2 separate regions of the Homo sapiens genome follow, and region 2 is linked to region 1. Evidence: chromatin loops called from intact Hi-C (ENCODE). Cell type or tissue: OCI-LY7. All regions are shown on one strand. Links, peaks and the distances in the headings refer to the core of each region. The heading gives the core; the rest is flanking DNA.

Region 1 (10,635 bases), core at 1-8,000:
GCAGTGACCTAGAAAAGTTTTGTAGAAATGTGAAAGTTTTGCTACACATCACAAGCTTTGTTCCCTGGTTACTTGAGTGAGAAGTCAGGAAGATAAAGGATTGACTTCAAGGCATGGAGCACAAAACAAGCATTCAGCAGAGGCAGGAAATGGGAGAGAATTCAGCAGAGGCAGGAAAGCATGTCCCATTCTCCTATCTGCCTCTGTGCAGAAATTTTGCAGAAATCTTGAAGAGGGCTCTGGACTTTCCACTAGATACACAATGGTATTTGACCATTTTAATTGACATCTTAAGGGGACAACTGGATTAGAGTCATACTCTACTGGTGGCTGCAGCACTCATCATAATAGTAATTATTCAATTATTGGGTCATTGCCTTCCCATCTAGAGAGTAAGCTCTTTGATGACAGGGCCCATGTCCATTTTCATGATAAAGTTCATATTAAGTAGGATTTAAAAATAAGTATTCAATTAATTTTTATTAAATAGTTCCCTTCTGGCAGAGAAAGACTGTAATTCAAATAGTCACAGTATTTCCCTTCCTCTGCTTGCAGAGGAGAAACAGTCTGCCCTCCTCTGACCTCTCCTAGGGAGAGAGCCTTGCCAGGTGGGTTCCAGAGTCAATTGTGTATGATTGTGGCTGTTGAAGAGACTCGGAGAAGTTGTGAGAGACCACCCAGTTTTACATGGAAAATATCAGAGAGCTATGGACAAGAGAAAAGTAACAGATATAGACACGGGGAAGAGAGGCAGAGAAAAAAATCTTGTTTGAGAGATCTGTGGAGCATAGGAGGGAGAGGAGAGGCTTTGGCGGCAGGTGCAGTGACAATTGAATGCACACACACATGCACAAATAAGATATTAATGTAGAGAGAAAGTGGCAGGAGGAATGGTTTCAATAAGTTTTGCTGTGTGTTATGAGTGGGATCTCTTTGGGTAAATTTCAATAGATTTCAATAAAGATATAATTTGCTTATTGGCTATTTTTGACTGTATTTCTTTGAGGCTGACTTCTAGGTGAGAAAACGCCAGCCTGGCTTTACGTGGGTTACAACCATGTGTAGCAGATTGAGTTTCACACTTTGGTGTCCTACATGCTGCCTCCAAGCACTTAGTGGAAACAGCAAATATTTCTTGCACGTAACTGAAATAATAATCGTAAGATTGTGTGCCATCCAATCTTATAGCTTCTAACTATGGAATGAATTAAGACTAAAATGAAGTACATTCTTAGGATTTGTTCTGCTCTTTAGTAGATTTAAAGAATGTGTTAAAACATGCATTGTGGAAAAGGACATTCCATTTTGAACTATTCCAGAAATATGCATAGGAACCATTTAGACTGATCTTATTGTCCATTTGAGTTAATCTGTGGGAAGCAAGGCACTCCCTATTGCTAGCCAGATCCTTCCAAGAATTTTAAGATATTCAAATTGGAATTTCTTTCTTCAAGCCCCCGAAGCTCACAGAAAAATCGCCCACATGGCCAGAGTCGAAGTTATGCCTCCCTGCTGGGGCTCAGTCAAACAAAGACATTCCTTCTTGTTGGTAACACATCTCTGTATCAGCTGAATTACCGGGATTTAAATTAAATGGAATCTCAGGTGAAAGGTTTTATTTCAGAGAGGCAACTTTCGTTTTGGCGGCAGGGAGAGAAGGCCCTCCTATCATCTGGTGGTAAGACGGGGGCTTCAGAAAGAGGCAGGAAGAGCTCTGCGAATGTTAGGTGGCTCAGTGGGGAGTTCAGGAAGTCACTGTTGTGTTCTTAAAGAGGCTATGCCAGAGGATTTTGGAGACCCAGATGCTTCATTCAATGAACTACAAATGGTGAGTACCTCTGTGAGACATTGAGTTGTCTAGTCCTACTCCTTACCTTTTCCATTTTCACCTCCCTTATTCCTGCCCTTCTAGGAGGCTAACGTGGAACTGTGTTTGTAGCCATGTTGAGGTAGGAGAAGAGTGTATCTCTTTATTTTTGTTTTTGAAGGCATTAAAAAAAATCTTAGGACTGTATGGAAGTACACACTCTGACATCACTTATAGGTGTCGCTAGGAGGAGGTGTGGATGCTTAATGACCCAACAGGAGATGTGACCCCTTGGGAGGCTTCCAGACCTTGCTTTCCTCTCTGGGCTGGCCAAGATGCTGGGTGTCCAGAAGAGGAGCTGTGGCCTCCAGGGACTGTTAGGTTACTCAGGGGGAAAACCACAGCGAACTGATTGGACCCCTTGCTGTCTGGGAGAAGTTCACTCTTTGAACCAGCCTGTCCCTGCCCTGCAATGTCCTCATGTGCCTAAAAGAAAAGAAATAAAGAGGTTGTAATTCCAAGTTAATCACCTAATAAGGGAGGCTGCTTGGGATGATGAGAGAAAAAAAAAACTAAAATGCATGGGAATGCCTTTGGAGAAGCACTTAGAACACCTGAGTGGGGAGATTGTTGGCAGAAAAGCTAAAGATGTGGCTTGGGTTTGTGTTTTAGGGTGAAGCTGAAGCAAAGCTCAAGGGACCTGTTTGTTACACACGGTCTCCAGCCTTTGTGCCCGTGGGAATATGGGCTCCGGGGGGTAGTCAGGGCTTGAGGTGTGGGGAAAAGGAGTGCCCAAATAAGTGCCTATCATCCGAGATTCAGAAGAAATCCTGTGAAGAATCTGGAGTTGTTTCAGAAGTTGCTTCAACCTAGAAGCCTTTCCTGAAACTCAGAATTATTGCACGCATACACACACACACACACACACACACACACACACACACACACACACACACACACACACATTCTTCAGGGGCAATGCCTCTTTAGTTTTTTATTTTCTTTTATTCTAGAAGGGGAGAGAATAGCATTGAGGTGGGATAACCAAAATGGGATTATTTTAAAATGCACTTTCCCTCCCCATTCTACAGGGGATTGAGGAGGATTATGTGCAGCTTTCATGAAATGTCTTGTGTTCCTCTCTGGGAAAGAAACTGTAAATGTCAAGTTATCAGTCTCTGTGATAACAGCTCACACAGGTACAGGCAGACCCAGCAGGGAGGAAAGAGCATGGCTGGCCCATACACTAGTGTCACCTGCAGTTACCAAGACCAAGACCCTAGTAGTCTGGTGTAGCCAACAGATGGAGAGGTGACAACAACTAGAGTCAGGGAAGGGGATGGGGAGCATGGCGACACGTGAGAGGTACCAACCACCCTGCAGAGGGTTGACAAAGCAGAAGCAGCAGGCTTAGTAGGTGCAGCCCCTCACTTCTCAAACCCAACCTCCAGGTGCCACTTTTATGCTTAGTGTTAACTGAGCTGCTCAGACCCTGATGTGCAAGCAAGCCACCTGGAGATCTTGTTAAAATAAAATTTCTGATTCAGTAAGCCTGAGGCTAGGGCTCCCCAGGTGATGTTGCTGCTGCTGGCCTGGGTACTATGCTCTGATTAGCAAGGTGTTAAGAGAATCTCAGGTCACAGCTGTATTTTTAGGTTGCACAGCTGCAATAGAAAGGTGAATCAAATTGTGTACAAAGATATACAAACACATTCTGCTGTCACTTAAGCTTACTAGTGTCAGGGGGAAATTGTCCAGATAACTCCAAATCTTTTGAATTTGGATTTGGAATGCTTTATATGAGTAAATGTTTGCTTTCTATGGCTGACAGTTGATGTTGGGGTGTTCAGGTCTATATAAAGATGGCTTAGTAACTTTTTTTTTTTTTTTGAGATGGATTCTCACTCTGTCACCCAGGCTGGAGTGCAGTGGTGTGATCTCGGCTCAATGCAACCTCCACCTCCCAGGTTCAAGCAATTCTCATGTCTCAGCATCCTGAGTAGCTGGGATTACAAGCATGTGCCACCACACCGGGCTCATTTTTGTATTTTTAGTAGAGATGGGGTTTCTCCATGTTGGCCAGTCTGGTCTTGAACTCCTGGCCTGAAGTGATCTACCCACCTCGGCCTCCCAGAGTGCTGGGATTACAGGCATAAGCCACTGCGCCCGGCCCTAAGATGGCTTAGTACTTATTGAGTACACACCAGCTGAGGGGAGGAGCATGCTGAGTGACAGGGGAGGCGAGCTTGCCATGTTCCTTGGCCAAGGACCACCTATAAAGTGTACAGCTTAACTGTGCATAGTTGGGAGCTGGCTTTTGCACTGGATATGTCTCCTCTGGTTAGGCTAGAGAGGGGAAGTTAACACTGTGCTCTTAAGGCTCCCTCTTCTAAGGAAGAAAATTAGGTAGGAAGAGACAGAACATAATGGCAAGAGAATGAAAGTCACGATATTGTTTGGGATTCTATTTTTTATCTTTGGGACGAGAGAAAAATGAATTCCATAGGAAGAAGGACAAATCAAGGGGAACAACATTAAAAAAAGAAGAAACAAAAGAGATGAGTGATGAAGAGAGGAAGGAAATCTCCTCAGTAGATAAAACAGATTTGCCAAATATATTACATTCATTAAGATTTTTCTCTGCTTATAATGTGTGCTTTTCGGAGGCTTTTCTTAGCATTAACGGACGCTCTGGGAGAGGAGAAAGTTGGCAGAGAGAAGCCTAGCAAATATATAAATAAGCTTTGGAGGTTTCAGAAGTTTCTCTTCCCACAATAGAATGTTCTGCAGCCTGGGCAAACTTTTTCTTACTTAAACAAATGCTTTGAAAGACAAAGATTTCATATCGTCAGTGGAACATTCAGACTAATAATTGCCTCTGTTCTTCTGCCTTGAAGTCTCAACAGCCAGCAGATTTATGATTCACTTTCAGCAATAAGCTCCTTCAAATAAATACCACTTTCCCCAGCTGCAAATTGAGTTTTCGCAAACACACAGAGATAGACTTCACTAACAGGAACTAAGTTTTCTTGGTGTGTATGTATATATGATGGTGAAACAATGTGTTTGCTTTCTTTCCCCCATCTTCTTGGGGGAAGATTGACTTGAACACTTTATTAAAAAATAACACTTTTAAGCAGCTGATTTGCCACCAGAAAGACTTTTTAGAAACTTGTGTTTGGGGAGCAAGGGGTGGAGATGAGAAGAGAACAGAAGGAAATTTGACTTTTCCCTTAGGTTTGTGAACCTCAGAAATCTTATGCAGTCTAAGGTTGAGGAGTTGAAACCTATTTACTTGGTAACTGTGGGGGAGATAATTTCAAAATTCTTAAAGCAAAATAAATGACACAAGCACATGTAGACATCAGAATTAAATTGAGGGCTGAAGAACCTGTGTTGGGATTCAGACTCTTTTATGTCAACATGTCTTCTATCCGTGCCTTTCAAGTGTCCAGACCAAGTCCATGAACATGATTGGGTTCCTTATTATTAAGGAACATTATTGGGTTCCGTAAATACTCCTGGCAGTGGGTGTGAGGCATGCATCCTCAAGGATGTGAGGCATGACACTGACACCCAAACAGATACATTTAAGTTGAGAACAACATGGTGGAAACACAGCTGTGTGAGTGCAGAGGATGCCCAATCTGGGGTACGGGGCAGGATAGCGGGTCCTCGAAGAGTCCTGCCTTGCTCTGGGAGGTGGCAGTCCCTACACGTTCTTGTCCACAAGCATTAAGCAGAGTAGAAGGCAACCAGGCCTCTTTCAACAGACCCAGGACACTATTTCTTTGGCCGGATCTCATGACACTGGTCTACGTTCCGTCTGGATTCCATTCTCAGTCCCTGCCTCAGTTTGCCCTTTTTGTAGTGACTGCCTTGATGATAATGACTCTTCATAAGCACTTGGTGGGTGTCAGGCATCAGGCTGCTAGCCATTTTTTAAAGTGTATTATTTTCTTGATACAGATATTATTGTCATATTATAGATGAGGAAGCTGATGTTTACAAAATGTAATGTAACAAACTTTCCCAAGGTCATACAAACTAGTAAGTGGTAGAATGTGGATTTAAATGCAAGCCTGTCTGACTTCAAAGCCTGTAACTTACACCATTAGCAACAACAACAGTTATTAACATTTATTGAACACTTACCTATGTGTACATAATTCCTATTATTTATTTTGTTTAACCCTCACATATGTTCCTCACATAAGCCTCACATGAGGGTAGCAGAGGTTTTTATCTCATTTTACAAATGAGGAAATTGAGGCTCAGAGATGTGACTAAGTTGTCCAAAGTCACCCAGCTAGTAAGAGGTGGAGTCTAGATCCAAGCTCAGGTAGCCTGGCTCTGGAGCCCTGCTCTTAACCAGCCTCATCACCCAGATGCTGAGACCCTACGTTGGTCACGTCCAATCTTTTAGTCTATTTCCTTTTCTATTCCTTCACTGTTCCCCCAAACATTTTCTAAACGCCTGTGGGTCCCAGGTGCTGTACTGGGTGACTGAGAGGTATGAGTAGATAACCAGAAGGATTTATTTAGAGAAATAATTAACTCTACTCTGAGCCAGTCACAATCAGGTGGGGAGGCAAGTCTGCAAAGTGTTCTAGCGCCACGTAACAGGCCCTGAAAAGGAGGTATGTGTGAGTGCACTGGTCACCTCTGAGAGGGTAGGAGCTGGCCCTGTGGAAGGTGAGGACACTCCTTGGAAGAGGCATTGTTTGGAAAAGAATCTTGAAAAGACAAGATCCACAAGGAGTTCACAAGGTAAAGGAGGGAAGAAAGGCATTTAATCTACCGAGAAAAACAGACCTCAATTGAAGTCAAGGTTTTTACCTTCTCACGTGAAGGGTTGGAAGAAGTTGATGGCTTGTTTGTGCCTCAGGAATCAACCATGCATAAAAGGCCACATAATAATAATAGCCGACATTTATTAGGTGCCTTCAATTGGCCAGGCAAATTTCTGAGTTGTTGCATGTGTTGTCTAATTCTCATGCTCATGCTAGGACACACATGTCATTATTATTTCCGGGTTCCACATAAGTATCACGGGGAGCCTCAGGGAGGGGACGTTTCCTTTTGCATCTAGTTTGTTTTGCTTCCAAGACAGGGATACAGATGTTTCTAAAGTGTCCACCGACCACCTCCATCTGAACTACCAGGGGGCTTGTTTAAAATATAGATGTCATGTTTAATGCAATAGAATCTGAATGATTTCTAAGACTCATTCTAAGTTGCCAAAGGTGAATCTGCAACACCCCAAATGCGGAAGCACCCCCTTCCCTGTTGGTGAGCACTGAGCATGTGGGGCAAATTTGTTCCCAGTTCATGAAGATTTTTGTGATCTCAATGGCCATTTACTAGCAGAACCAGACCAGACAGTTCTAGAGCGGCCGACATTTCTCCAGGAGGTGGAGTGTTTCTTTCCTCTTTAGTCCCACTTGTATATTCTAAGAAGTTATTTATTTATTTTTTTGGTAAGATTCTAAGCCTTGAGACAATAATTTTCAGAAATTAGGCCTCCTCTTTCAACAAGTGCTAAGGATGTGTTGATCTCTTAAGAAGAGAGCTGGCTGTTGGAATAATCTGGTCATGATTTTTCTCTTCAGCACGCATTTGGTCCTGATGGTTGTATCCAGAGGGTTTTATTCTTCAAGGTTGATTGGTTGTTCTAGCACAAAGGCTACTTTTCATTCACTCCCCTCTCCTGTGGGGGGCAGACTGTTGAGTGGAGACTATGGAAGAAAAGAAAGTGTGGTTGTCCACCAGGGAGATAGGCACAGTTCCTCTCAAAAGTAATCTCTTACCTTAAATGGCATAGAGGTGAAGGTAAGAAAATCTCTTACCTTAAATGCCATAGAGGTGAAGGATTTGGTGATCCTAGAGCAGCAAAGATGGGTCAAATGAAAGTACAGTCCAGTAGCATTATGTACACTCATATTGTTGCCACAATAATAAAAAGTAAAAAAAAAAAATGGAGTGAATGAATTGAATCTCCGTTTTCTCTTAGTTCATGCTAGCTGAGTCCTTGACAATGCTAAACTCTTAGAATTATGAATGTTCAGTGCAAGTGAAGAGTTGGAATGTGATATAAAGGCAAAAGGGATTGTTAAATTTCCTGTGTCTCCCCTTTTTCCAAAGCACCATGAAGAAACAGGTGCATGACACGGGGCTCTTTGATGACTATGTAAGTGCAATTTTCACTCCCGTATTCAGGTTGCCAACAATCGTTTACAGCAGGACGGGATCTTAATTCCTAACAGGTTTGCATGTATTCAAAGACTGACTTTGAATGTAATTTATACAGGTTGGAGAGATTTGGAGGAACAGAGAATCTGATGCCAAATGTAAGAATAAGCTTTATTTGGAAATGCTCATCCATCTGTTTAGTACTGACTATAAAACCACAATGAGTTTAAACAATGAGATGTGCAAAAAAGCACCTTGTATTCACAAGCATTTTGTCTAGCATGTGATCAAATAAACATAATCTACTTTGCTGATTGTTGTCAGGTTAAAATGCTGTACCAAGTGTGGGAGGGCTTTGAAAACTGTAGGTGGGCAGTTTGCTATCAAGGCTAGAGAGAGACTCTAAAGAAAATGTTTCACAAAGATAAGGTATTCATTCAACAACCAGTTATTTAATGGGTTTCCACTGTGTACCAATAAACTGTACTAAAACTTGAAATAATATGAGGAGCCAGGTAGGCACAGTTTTAATTGTATTGGAATAGGCAATCCTCAAGAGAAAGGAAATTAATCCAAGGATTTTAATAAGGTGTAATGACTTCTATGATGGGAAAAAGTATTCTTGCTGTGTAATAAGTCAGCCCCAGATTCAAAGGCTTGAAACAGCAATCATTTGTAATTTCTCAGGTATCTGCAGGTTGGGTGGCCTAGGCCAAGCAGCTTTGCAGATCTTCTCTGGACTCACTCATGTGTCCATGGTCATCGGGGGAACAGCTGATCTGGTCTAGGCTTGGCTGATGAAGCTTGCCTGGATGGTTCTACTCTAGATGATTTTATATTCCTCCTGGGATCAGCAGTTTAGCTCAAGTATGTTCTCATGGCTATGGCAGAATCAAAGAAGGCAAGTGGAAATACGTGAGACCTCTTAAGACTTAGGCTCAGAACTGGGACATTGTTACTTCTGCCTCGATCTATTGGTTAAAGAAAGTCATGGGGCTGAACTCAAATGTAAAGTCTGGGGAAATATTCTCTAACTCATTATTGGAAGAAATTTCAAAGTCATCCAAAAGAAGTGTGTGAATACAGTGAAGTATGACAAATTGGGGTGAGCAATGTGACCTCACTACATAGAGGATGTGCATTTAAGGAGACCTAAAGGATGAATAGGATTCATCCATATGAAAGGGAGTGGCTGGGGTAGTCAGGGAAGTATTCTAAGCAGGAGAAGCCATAAGTGGGCAGCTCTAGAGGAATGGCAGGTCTGAGGGACTGAAAGTAGGTCAGGGTGGATGGACAGAAAAAAAAACAATGGTAAAAATTGATGAGGAGGGAGAGCTTTACTGCATTAATAACTGACTTTGGATTTTCTCTTAAGGACCTTTGGAGCCATTGAAATATGGTTATTTGCTAGTCATCATTGGTTCCATGGTCTAGATTTAAGGGAGAATGTCCTTGCTCCAGTTTGCAGTTGCATAAGCAACAAACTGCACCTTTCTCAATATTTTGATTAGAGCTTTACACTATTTGTCCAATGTATTCCTATTCCCTTGGGCCCTCTGATTAATGTTTCTGCACAATCCCATTTTGACCTTTAGTAATTAGTGCAAATATTTTAAGTTCAGCATATTAATTCCTCTTGCAGGAAAAGCATTTTCTTTGAGAATCATCATAAATCATTTAAAAAATTAATTGGCCAGTTAGAGAAGAGGCCATGGTAGAGCAAATTCTGGCAGTCTTGTCTTGTTATGGGCTAAAGCTCTAGATGGTGGGAACAGTTTCTGACCTGCTCGGACCTTTGACCCATTCAAAGCAAAGACGTGTCTTTTTTCTCTCATTCCTCAGGGTCTTTAATCCTTTAAAGTGTTTTAAGGAGTTATGGCAGAGCTGGAAGAACCAGATTTTATTCCCAACACTGCCACTGATCATTTGGGTGACCTTGGGCAACTGACTTTTTCCTACTGGGCCTCAAAGTTTTTGTCAAAAAGTGGGTGTAAATGTGCCCCCATATTCCTTCCAGTTCTAAAATTCTTTGATTTTTGGATTCCGCTCTGAATATAATGGTAAGTCCACAGCAGAGACTTGTAGTTTTCAGTTCTGGAGACTGCCTGGAGTTCCCTTCACTATCATATGAAGTTGAAAATTGGGAAGGTTCATTAAAGATGAAGCAAAGTCAGGGAAAGGACACTGCATGCATGCAGGCAATAAATGAACTTATTATGAGTTAAGACATCTGCCAAGAGGCATTAGTGAGAACCCCAGTGGCTGCTTGATCACCTGAGTGCCAGAGTAAGGGCAGTGTTATATAATGTGCTGTGAGCTCGAATTACACTAAGGATCCTGTGGTTCTTATTTATTTAGTTGTTTTACTTTTTTTGTAAGTATCTTTTACCTTAACTTTGGAGATTTATGGCTATATGAGTATATCAGAATATTTTCTAGGTCCAACGATTCTTTGCACAGCAAGGGAAGCACCCCACCTTCAGCTTGTTGATGGCCAAGAGCTGTGAATGTAGGAAACTGTCATGAGTCAAATTCAATTTCAGAATTTAAATTTTCTTTGAGGTTAAACTTATTTGGCCTTCTGGATAGCAGCTGGATCAGGGAGTCTCTCAGCCCAGTATTTGATGTATTTGTAG
Region 2 (9,300 bases), core at 1,269-9,268, 100 kb after region 1:
AGAGAGGCTCAACAGCTAAACATTTTGATTTTATTTTGATTGGAAAAGAGAATTTAATTTTAATGACAATTATAGGGGAACAACGAATGCACCTAAATTGAAATTAAAAAGTAAAATAATAAACCAGTTTAGTTTACTGTGTTATTGTAGTTTTTCTCTGGTACTTTGCATTACGTGATCATATTGATAATCTTGTAGAATACATTAAGTTCTATGGTTTATTATAGTGAGAATATTACACTACATAAATTGATAAATAGATTTAAAAGAAAAACACCTTTTCTTTGTATGCGAGAAGATTAAACTCTTTACCTTCAAAAGGGCTTAGAAATTGGGTCACCTTATACATTTTCTTCATATTGATGGAATACAGGTCATTGAAGTCTAGCTTTGTTTAGCTCTTCTTACTCCATTTTGACAAAGTGATAAAGAACCTAATTACCAAACTACTCCAGCTAACAAAGATGGGAGAATCATCTTCTCAAAAATGGAAAAGCGCCTTTTCATGGGTACTGAGGGCCCATCAGTTTCTGGGCTTAACATTTCTTCTATTTAGAACCCAGATGAGGAGGCATGTACTTAGGGGAGCATGGCTCTTGATTAGCCCCCCAGCCTGGGTGTTGGAGGGCAAAGACCTCTGTGCTTAGCATTCTGTTTCTTGGAAAAATGCTCCCTAAGAGCAGGGGCTATGTCTGTGAAGTGCTCATTATATATTTACTGAATGAATGAGTGAAAGTTTGAGAGCACCATTAGCCTAGGTTTCTATTTGCCCGTGCCAGAATTTCCTATGTGATCATGAGCAACTTACTTAACTTCTGTCAGCCTCAGTTTCCACATCTGTAAAATGGAGATTCTTATAGTATCTCCTTCACAGGATTGAAATGAATAGAATTGAATAAATGAGATAATTTGTGAAAAAAATTTAGAGCAAGCTCTGGCACACCATGAGTACTCAGTGAATGTCACCCTTGTTACTGTTACTGTAAGGGCCATCCCCACATTCAGAGATTTAGAGATTGACATCCAGAGAGACGAAATGACCTCAGCATGGCCACATAGAACCAGAGCTAGAACTCCTTATGGTTCCCAGCTCAGTTCACCTTCCCTTTTAGAGATACCAACTGTTCTGGAGGTGTTTTCTTGTTATCCTAATATAATTTCTATGAATCCATTAGAAATTCCTAGAAATGCTATTGTCCCAGCATCCAAACCACAAATCCCAGAACTCCTGTATTATGCAGAAAGAATGAAAATTTCTTGTCAGAATGAGCTAACGTTTCTGGGTCTGTAAATGTGGTCACTTCACTATTAACTAGCTTCACTTCAATGAATGCCAAATTTATCTCAATTCCTAGAAGAGAATTTCTTTGTTGTACTTTCAATGTTCCTCATCTTGTCCCTGTGAATTTCCACATTGGCCATCTTTTACAGTGTCCCGTCTCTGACTCTAAAAGTTGGTGTTCCTTAGGTTTCCCTCCTTTTCTTCCCATATATATTCTCCTTGGATCTCATGTATTTTTCTAGGTTTAAGTGGTTGACCATGTCTACATTTACGCCTCCTGCTCTGATTCATGTCCTCCTCTCCCTGAACCCTAGATGGGTCTATTTGGCTACCTGCTAGCTATTGTCATTTGGGTATCTGTAGCAGAGACAGGCCTGATGCTTATCTAAACCTGCTCCTCTTCCTGGGCACTCAGGAAGACTGTAAATTCTAGCCTCTCCTGCATTTAGTTTGGGACCAAATGAATGAACACTAGCTCTTGTATTGATGTGAGTGGGAATAATATGCACCAATTCTACACATCTCTCTCTCCTGTCCTCATGACTGGAAGCAGTGCTCTGCAAGATAGCAGATTCATAATGTGGGAGGATCCTGGATTCCTGAGCCACTCCTTTAAGGAGAGCTTTCCAGGAGAGCTGTCTAAACTCCACTGGGCTATAGTAGGAGCAAGAAATAAAAGTTTAAGTCACAGAGATTTGAGGTGATTTGTTGCCACAGAAAAGCTTGACCTTTCTTTACCAATATAGTGACCCTCAGGTACCTTGAGTTCTACGTGTAAGTCTATTTTCTACTTCAACTGGTGTCACCGTCCTCTGTTCAGTCCCGCAATTCACAGTCCCCTAGTCTTCAACCAAATCCGATGAATAACCAAGCCCTGTGGATTTTAACATCCATATTTTTTTTCTAGGATTATGTATTTTTAAAAAACCATTACCCTGATAAAGGATCCTATTTCTTACCTGCCTATTGACATGAGTCAACTTAAACCAGGAAATCATCCTATTAGGATAGTTGGTCATTATTGAAAGTCATTCCCAGCAGGGAACATAAAAGAATACGTTAACACTGTAACAATACAGTTGGTGTCTGGAAATAAGTAAATTTCCAGATCACTGATGAAGAAAGTGGGGAGCTCCCTGGGCTATGCTCTGTGCCTATAGGACCCATATGCAAAGAACAAAAGGACCCTCACACAATGTCCAGATAGACAAGTGAGGGTTAATGCAATTAACCATGGATACCTGGATACTTCATAACTACCATCTTCCACTTCATGTTTTCATCCACTCAAACATGCTTTTGATAAAGGTCAGAAGGCCAACTGCTTACTGAGTGTAGATCAAAGGTGGAGCCATAGTCTGGCAGGGGTCTTCTTGCTGAGCTTAACCTTACCTGGGAGAGTTAGCTAGCTCAAAACATTTCTAATCACCTGTGATCCCTCTTCACATCTCCTGCAGAGTGTGAGACTGTAGATGACAGCTCTCACACTCCCCTTTCCATTTAGTAATGCTCCCTTTATAAAAGCAGCTCTCATTTTTACCAACCTATATTTCCTTTCCCACAAAAAGTGAGCCCCTCCTTGGTCATGCCACTCTTGTTTAGAAACACCTTCTGGGATGGCATTAAGCAGGGGTCCTTCAATTTCTTCATTTCTATGGCAGCTCTCCCTCCTCCAAACCAGCATGCATTACCTTGCATATTTTAATAAATTAAAATAAGCCCATGTTTTAAAATGAGTTTTTCTTTAAATAATTGTTCAGCAGTCCACAGCTTTGGTCTTCCTTGAAGACTAAAAAGATCTCATGAAAACCTGGAGGCAGCAAATAATGGATAAGCCATTTTGAGGTCTTTGGATAACTTTGTGCTGAGTTTTATAGGAAGGCTTGCTATTATTAGAGAGCTACACCAATGTTTAGTGACTGAATTTTCCTTGCCTGACTCAGTAATCTAGGGGACATTTCTGCACCAAGAACTGATTCCCATATACATAGGAAGTTGACCACAGTAGTCATTCTGACTACCAACCTTCTTCTGGACCTTTTTTTCCTGCTTGCATCCTAACTCAAACCTGGACCTTAACCTGGTCCCTGTTTCAGGTCTGAAACTTCCTTCTTTAGCCAAACTGGCCAGACATGACAGATAGATAGCTATGTCATGGGAATAACAGTCATTCTGTGGCCTTTTCTATTTTTTTTTTTTTTTGAGACAAAGCTTTGCTCTTGCTGCCCAGTCTGGAGTGCAATGGCTCCATCTCAGTTCACTGCAACCTCCGCCTCCTGGGTTCAAGCCATTCTCCTGCCTCAGCCTCCCGAGTAGCTGGGATTACAGGTGCCCACCACCATGCCTGGCTAATTTTTGTATTTTTAGTAGAGGCAGGGTTTCACCATGTTGGCCAGGCTGGTCTCGAACTCCTGACCTCAGGTGATCTGCCTGCCTTGGCCTCCCAAAGTGCTGGGATTACAGGCATGAACCACCACACGCCCGGCCTCTGTGGCCTTTTCTAAGAGTATTTGCCTTTAAAACACTATTGCCAGTTGTAAAATGAAACATTTTGCTCCTGTAGAGAAATTCAAGGTAAGCCAAATATAAGGATGTAAGAATATTTTTAAGAAGAATATTCACTCTGAAATCCCATCATAACCCATAACCCTATGCAATGGACCTTCACCTAGTGTGAGGCTGGCTCCATTAGCATCTCATCGTCTGTCACAGGGAAAAAGGTTCTGTGCTATTTTTCATCTCCTGAGTATTCCTGATATAGAACAAGAGCAAGGACTTTAAAAAAATTGAGAACATAAATGACAAAGCATTTCTCTGTTTTCTTCTTTTCTAAAATGTGCACAGTCAGGTCCTTTCCTACCTCCATGTCTTTGCACACACTATTCTCTATGTCAGGAATGCCTCTCTTCCTACACTCCCATCCATCCTGCAAGCGGTACTTCCCACATGAGGCTCTTCCTGGTCTCTCCAGCTGCAATTACTTCTTTTCTTTGTTTGTATCCTGACTACAGCACTTTGCATTTTTGTAATCTATGGTGCACTCAGGCACAACAAAGTCCTGACACTTGTGTCATTTTACAAGGTGTCATAATCACTGCCATCAGATGGGGTTCCTCAGTTTAGATTTTGTGTATATGACACTATCTAAAAGGAGCTCTTTATCTTGGGACTTTATGAAGAAAATAAAAATGTTAGTTGCTTTAAATTATTTTTGAAACAATATGGGGTAAGGATAATTAAATAATAACTGAACCCATGCTATGAAATGAGAACCATGTGGAGTTAGAAGGCAAAATTACTTATAAATAAGGACTTATACATTATATATGGGGAGGATTCTGATGTTTGCTAATTTTCTCCTCACTAAGGAATTAATAAAATGCTCAGTGGTGTGGCCAGCAGAAAGGTTTCTGTTCTGTGCTGGCTTCTTTATTTTTTCCTCTTTGTATCATCCAAGTTCTACTGGCTCTTGGATTCTATGTGTAACTCCTTGTTTTGAACACTTATCTGTACTAAGATGTTGCTTACTTCTATCAGAGCCCTAATGCTTTCTGCAGAAAACACATAGTCCTGGATTTTTCCTTTGCTTTTATGTTCTGCAAAATCACCCTACTTTCCTCTTTCTGTACTTTGCTTTTCTGCAATGATAGGAAGTTCCCCCTCCATATCCTTGTATTACAAGAATAACTTCTTGATTGAGCTTTGAGCTGAAACTAGATTTTTTCTTGGGGTGCTGATATATTTGCTGAGACACCTCCACTTCTTGTTCCTCAGGAGACACTGAGGTGCAGCTGCCAGGGGTGTAACCTCTCTATACCCATGGAGCCCATCCGTTGGTGATATTTGTGTGTGTGTCTTGTCTGGTCTACTAGACTGTACCCTCTTGAAGATGTCAACAGTATCTCATTTGATATGTTTCCTCCAGGGCTCCTAGTAGTGTTGTATAGGGTAGATGCTCATGAAGTGTTTAACGGATTGAATTGTATCAGCTATTACTCTGAGTGCACACAAAGGGGTGCTGCAGCTCTGAAGAGCCTCAATTCACCTCATGGGGTTACATGGAAAAACTGTCAGACTTATTTATGCACCCCAGTTCTCCATGGGTTATGTCAATGTCAATTAATACTAAATTTCTGCAGTGGAGAGAAAACACATTTTCACCTAAAGGCTGATCAGTTCCTTTTCTGCTGTATATCTCAGTGATCATAAAGCAAGGAGACCCCTGGGACTCTATTCTATTTAGGCAAAGGCAGGTGTGCTGGGGAGCTTCGTATTTGTACACAGACACAAAAAGCAGGGCTTATTTTTGCAATTACTTGCAAAGGCTGCCCATGTTTTCCAGCATGTAAATTAGGACTTGAAGGAAAACATCTAATTGCATTTCACTCCAACTAATTGCCAGCTCAAAATTTTAGATTAGTGTGCACACCATACTTAATTTTTTCGTTGCTGTTATTAATAACACGCTTAGCTCTGTAAGAAGAGAAATAACAAGCTGGAATTAAAGACTTGAGGGCTGCCCCACTAAGAAAATGCTTTGGGGAGTGTGGTAAGGAAACGATGAGAAATGTCTCAAAGCCATGGCTGAAATTCCAGACAAAGATTGCCTGGGTAGGGTGCTCCTCTGTTGGTTTGCTGATAAAGGTTAGATAGAGCGGATATAATAGAGATGGTATGTGGAGTCATTGCATGTGTTTTGCCACAAGGAGGGGCCGTGGTTACAACCCTGGACGTGTCCTTAACTTGTATTAAACCAGTAGGCTTTCCTGTTTGAAAAACAAAACCTACTTAAAAGAGATTTTTGTTGTTGTTGTTGTTTGTTTTGTTTCTTTCTTTCTTTCTTTCTTTTTTTTAAAAATGTGCTCACATCCAGAAAGAATGGTATGGTCTTTTATGAGTAACATAAACATACTGTGATATCCTTATGTTACTAAATGCACATTACAAAGCATAACAAAATCATAGTCACACACAAAAAATAAGGACAAGCTACAGTGTTGACTGGAAATAAAAAGGGGGAAGCTTTTTCACATGTTGTTGCGCAAAGGTAACCGGCAGCTTCAGAATTCTCCTGTCTTCTCAGCAAGAGTTATTCTCTAAAGGACATGATGAACTTTTTGTCCTTCCAAACACAGAAGTCAAAAAAATGTATCCTTGAAGCTCAATTTAGCAATAGCAGCTTTGCAAATCTATTTACCATTGGGGAGACTTTATTCAAAGATGGTTAGTTCCTGGGTTTCTCAATGAAGGGGCAGAACGGAGACCAGATGGACTTTGGAAAAGCTTATGAATTAAATAACATGCTTTCATCATACTGTCCCTCTGTGTTTATCCTCTACCATTCTTTAGTGGGCACCTATCTGTGCCAGGCATGGAGCTAGATGCAGCAGCCACCTCAGGGACAAGACTCGGTGAGATCCCCACTGTTCAGGTTCCAGACAAGTGGCAAGCCAATGTTAAAAAAAAAAATAGAGACACAAGCAAATATATTCCTATCAATATTGTTAAGTGCCATGAAGGAAACATATGGGGATTAAGACCACAAAAGTTGCATCTAACTGAAATGGGGAAGGTCTGGGAAAGCCCCTCCCAAGAAATGACTTGTAAGCTGAAAGCCATAGGACAAAGTAGCATTTAGCCAAAGCAGGAGGAATAGATCTTTCCAGACATATGGAAGGACAGGTGTGAAGGGCCTGCAGTTTGACACATTGGAGGGAGTAGAAGACAGCTCATGGGGTTGTTGCTCAGTGAGTGAGGGGAAGAGTGACTGAAATTAGGCTGGGAAGATGGGCAGACGAAGGACCACACAGGGGCTTGTAGACTGTGGTAGAGAGTTTAGATTTTATCCTCAAAGTGATAGAAAGCCTCTGAAGGGTAGAAGAAGGGAAGTGATGAGAATCCATTTAAAGAGATCTCAACTTAGAGAAAAGATGGGAGGGCAGCAAGAATGAAAACCAAGAGACCAGTTGGGAGGAAACTTTCATGGGGTTGGTGAATGTGCTGGTCACTTGCCTGCTTGTTTTCAAATCCATTCTCCACCCTTCTCATACAAAACAAAGTATATTTCCCAAACTCCTCAGCCAATCTGCTTTTGTGTGGGTTGTACTGATAGGAGGCTGTGGAGGGAGATTTGAGAACTAGAAAAAGGGAGAAGCCAGGGTATTTTCCATTGTCCCTCCTTGTTTCTTGGGGCAACCCCAGCAATGCTGGTCCTCTTTGGTGTCAGCTGTTTCCACATAGACCCACTGGATAGTCCCATTGTCTGTGGCCCCAGATCCCGCAGGGCAGTCTTCTACATGGTTTCTATTTCTACCTGGCTTCCTCGGTTCTTGAACTTTAGCAATACCATCTCCTTCCAAGATTCCCCCAACCCTGGAGGTGACAGGGACTCCCTACTGATCTCTGGGTCACATCCTCATTCCCTGATTGTCTTTGCAGCTCTCCCAACACCTTTGTAATGAGATCTCTCAATTTCCTCTACTCGGAGCTTGGATTTTATTTTCCTGACTGGATCTTGACCAACACGACGAGCAACAATGGCAGTTTGAACCCTAGCAGTGTAGGAAGAGCAAATATATGGATTTGAGATAGTTTTTGAAATTCTGTATGAACTGACTGAAGACAGTGGAGAAATGAGATAATCTACAAGCTACATCTAGAATTTCCTAGCACCCTGAGCAGGATTAATTAATTTCTGGCCAAAGTTAGCTGGCATTAACTTGACTAAGGAAAACAAATGAACATCATGGACCTGCCCTGAAGCCCTCATCAGTGGTCATGAAGTCAGCAATTGGAATCAAGCTAATATCACTCCACCCACAGACTCCCACCTTTACATTCTAATCTCTAGAGTTGAGGTCTGAATAATATTTCTGGGACAGCAGAAAAAAGTTTGAATAAAATCCTGTGCAAAGTTTGAATAAAACCCTGTGCAATAGTATGGCCTTAACACAAGAAGGGATGCTTTCTCTTTGTTGAGAATCTCATGCTCTACTGACTGAGCTAGCCAGGCGCTCTGGTGTTTCTTTGTTAAGAAGTGATTTTACCCAACTATTTCCTAGCTTTTGTTTCCTTTTTCTTAAAAGATCAATAGCCTTTCTTGTTTCTTTGGCTTTTTAAAAGCAGACTGTTGTAGGAGTTACCATCTGTTCTGACCCTGTCTCCTCCTGGTACCTCTGCTCCATCACGCCATGACTGGACCTCTTGTTTGTCTTGACACACTGCTCTGTCTGCCTTTTCCCTTTGTCCAGTTGAACCCCCATAGGTTTCAGGAGTCTGTGAAGCCATAGGTATGTGGGGAACAGGTGGAACAGAGCAAAGCAGCAGTGACGTTCCTTCTGTGGTTTCCGGGGAGGCTGTGCACATGAGGATGGTACAAGCCATGCTGCTTCTATGAGCCTTTCTTTGGATATGTAAGCCTTCAGTGTAGACTTTTAAGGAAGATATTGAGAGTTTCTTGTAGACCAGATTTTTGTGTCCCTGGAGCCTGGAAATAATTAAGAGATTATTGTATGTGGGTGTTGCTGAGAGAGTGAAATGGTTTCAAGGCCTATGGGTTCATAAAAGACTTTCCTTCCCCCTCCTTCCCTCCCTCCCTCCCTCCCTCCCTCCCTCCCTTCCTTCCTTCCTTCCATCCATCCATGTTTCCTGTTCTCTCTTTTGTCTTTCCTTCTCTCCTTTATTCCTGTATACATTCATCCAACGAGAATTTTGAGCACCCATCATTTGATTATTTGAGACATATGCCAGCAGCTCTGAAGTATATGAAAGAAGTATAAGACAGAGACTTGTTCTCAAAGTTTGGATACGAAATAGACATATCTGAAATTGTATAGCAATAGTAGGGTAAACACAGGGTTAGGAATGAGGAAATCAGTATTTAAAACTTAGTGATGCTTTTCACTCACTGATCTTGGGCAAGTCACATGGCTACCCTAAGTTTCAACTTATCCACAATATGAAAGGAGTGAATGAAAAAATCTCTAAGTCCTGTCATTGCTCTAGGATTAATGGGCACG

What was found. A loop is a pair of places that touch in the nucleus more often than their neighbours do. Peaks named below come from ENCODE experiments on the same cell type or tissue, not always from the same donor. Only the 100,000 strongest peaks of a DNase experiment are listed, where the experiment ranks them.
Region 2: it touches region 1 in a loop (1.9-fold over the local background); 2 of 110 quality-filtered maps call a loop at or near these places.

The regions. Positions count from the first base shown.
Region 1 is chr12:98,253,919-98,264,553 of GRCh38, reverse strand. No RefSeq gene overlaps it. Among named protein-coding and RNA genes, the nearest start is that of TRD-GTC1-1, 240 kb to the left of the region's middle. In OCI-LY7, for the core only: CTCF peaks have their summits at 3,403, 7,334 and 7,536; DNase peaks (open chromatin) are centred at 823, 3,313, 4,073 and 4,723; H3K4me3 peaks cover 4,110 bases; H3K27ac peaks cover 6,147 bases.
Region 2 is chr12:98,151,727-98,161,026 of GRCh38, reverse strand. No RefSeq gene overlaps it. Among named protein-coding and RNA genes, the nearest start is that of MIR4303, 160 kb to the right of the region's middle. In OCI-LY7, for the core only: CTCF peaks have their summits at 5,808 and 6,007 (motif pointing right); a DNase peak (open chromatin) is centred at 5,986; H3K27ac peaks cover 510 bases.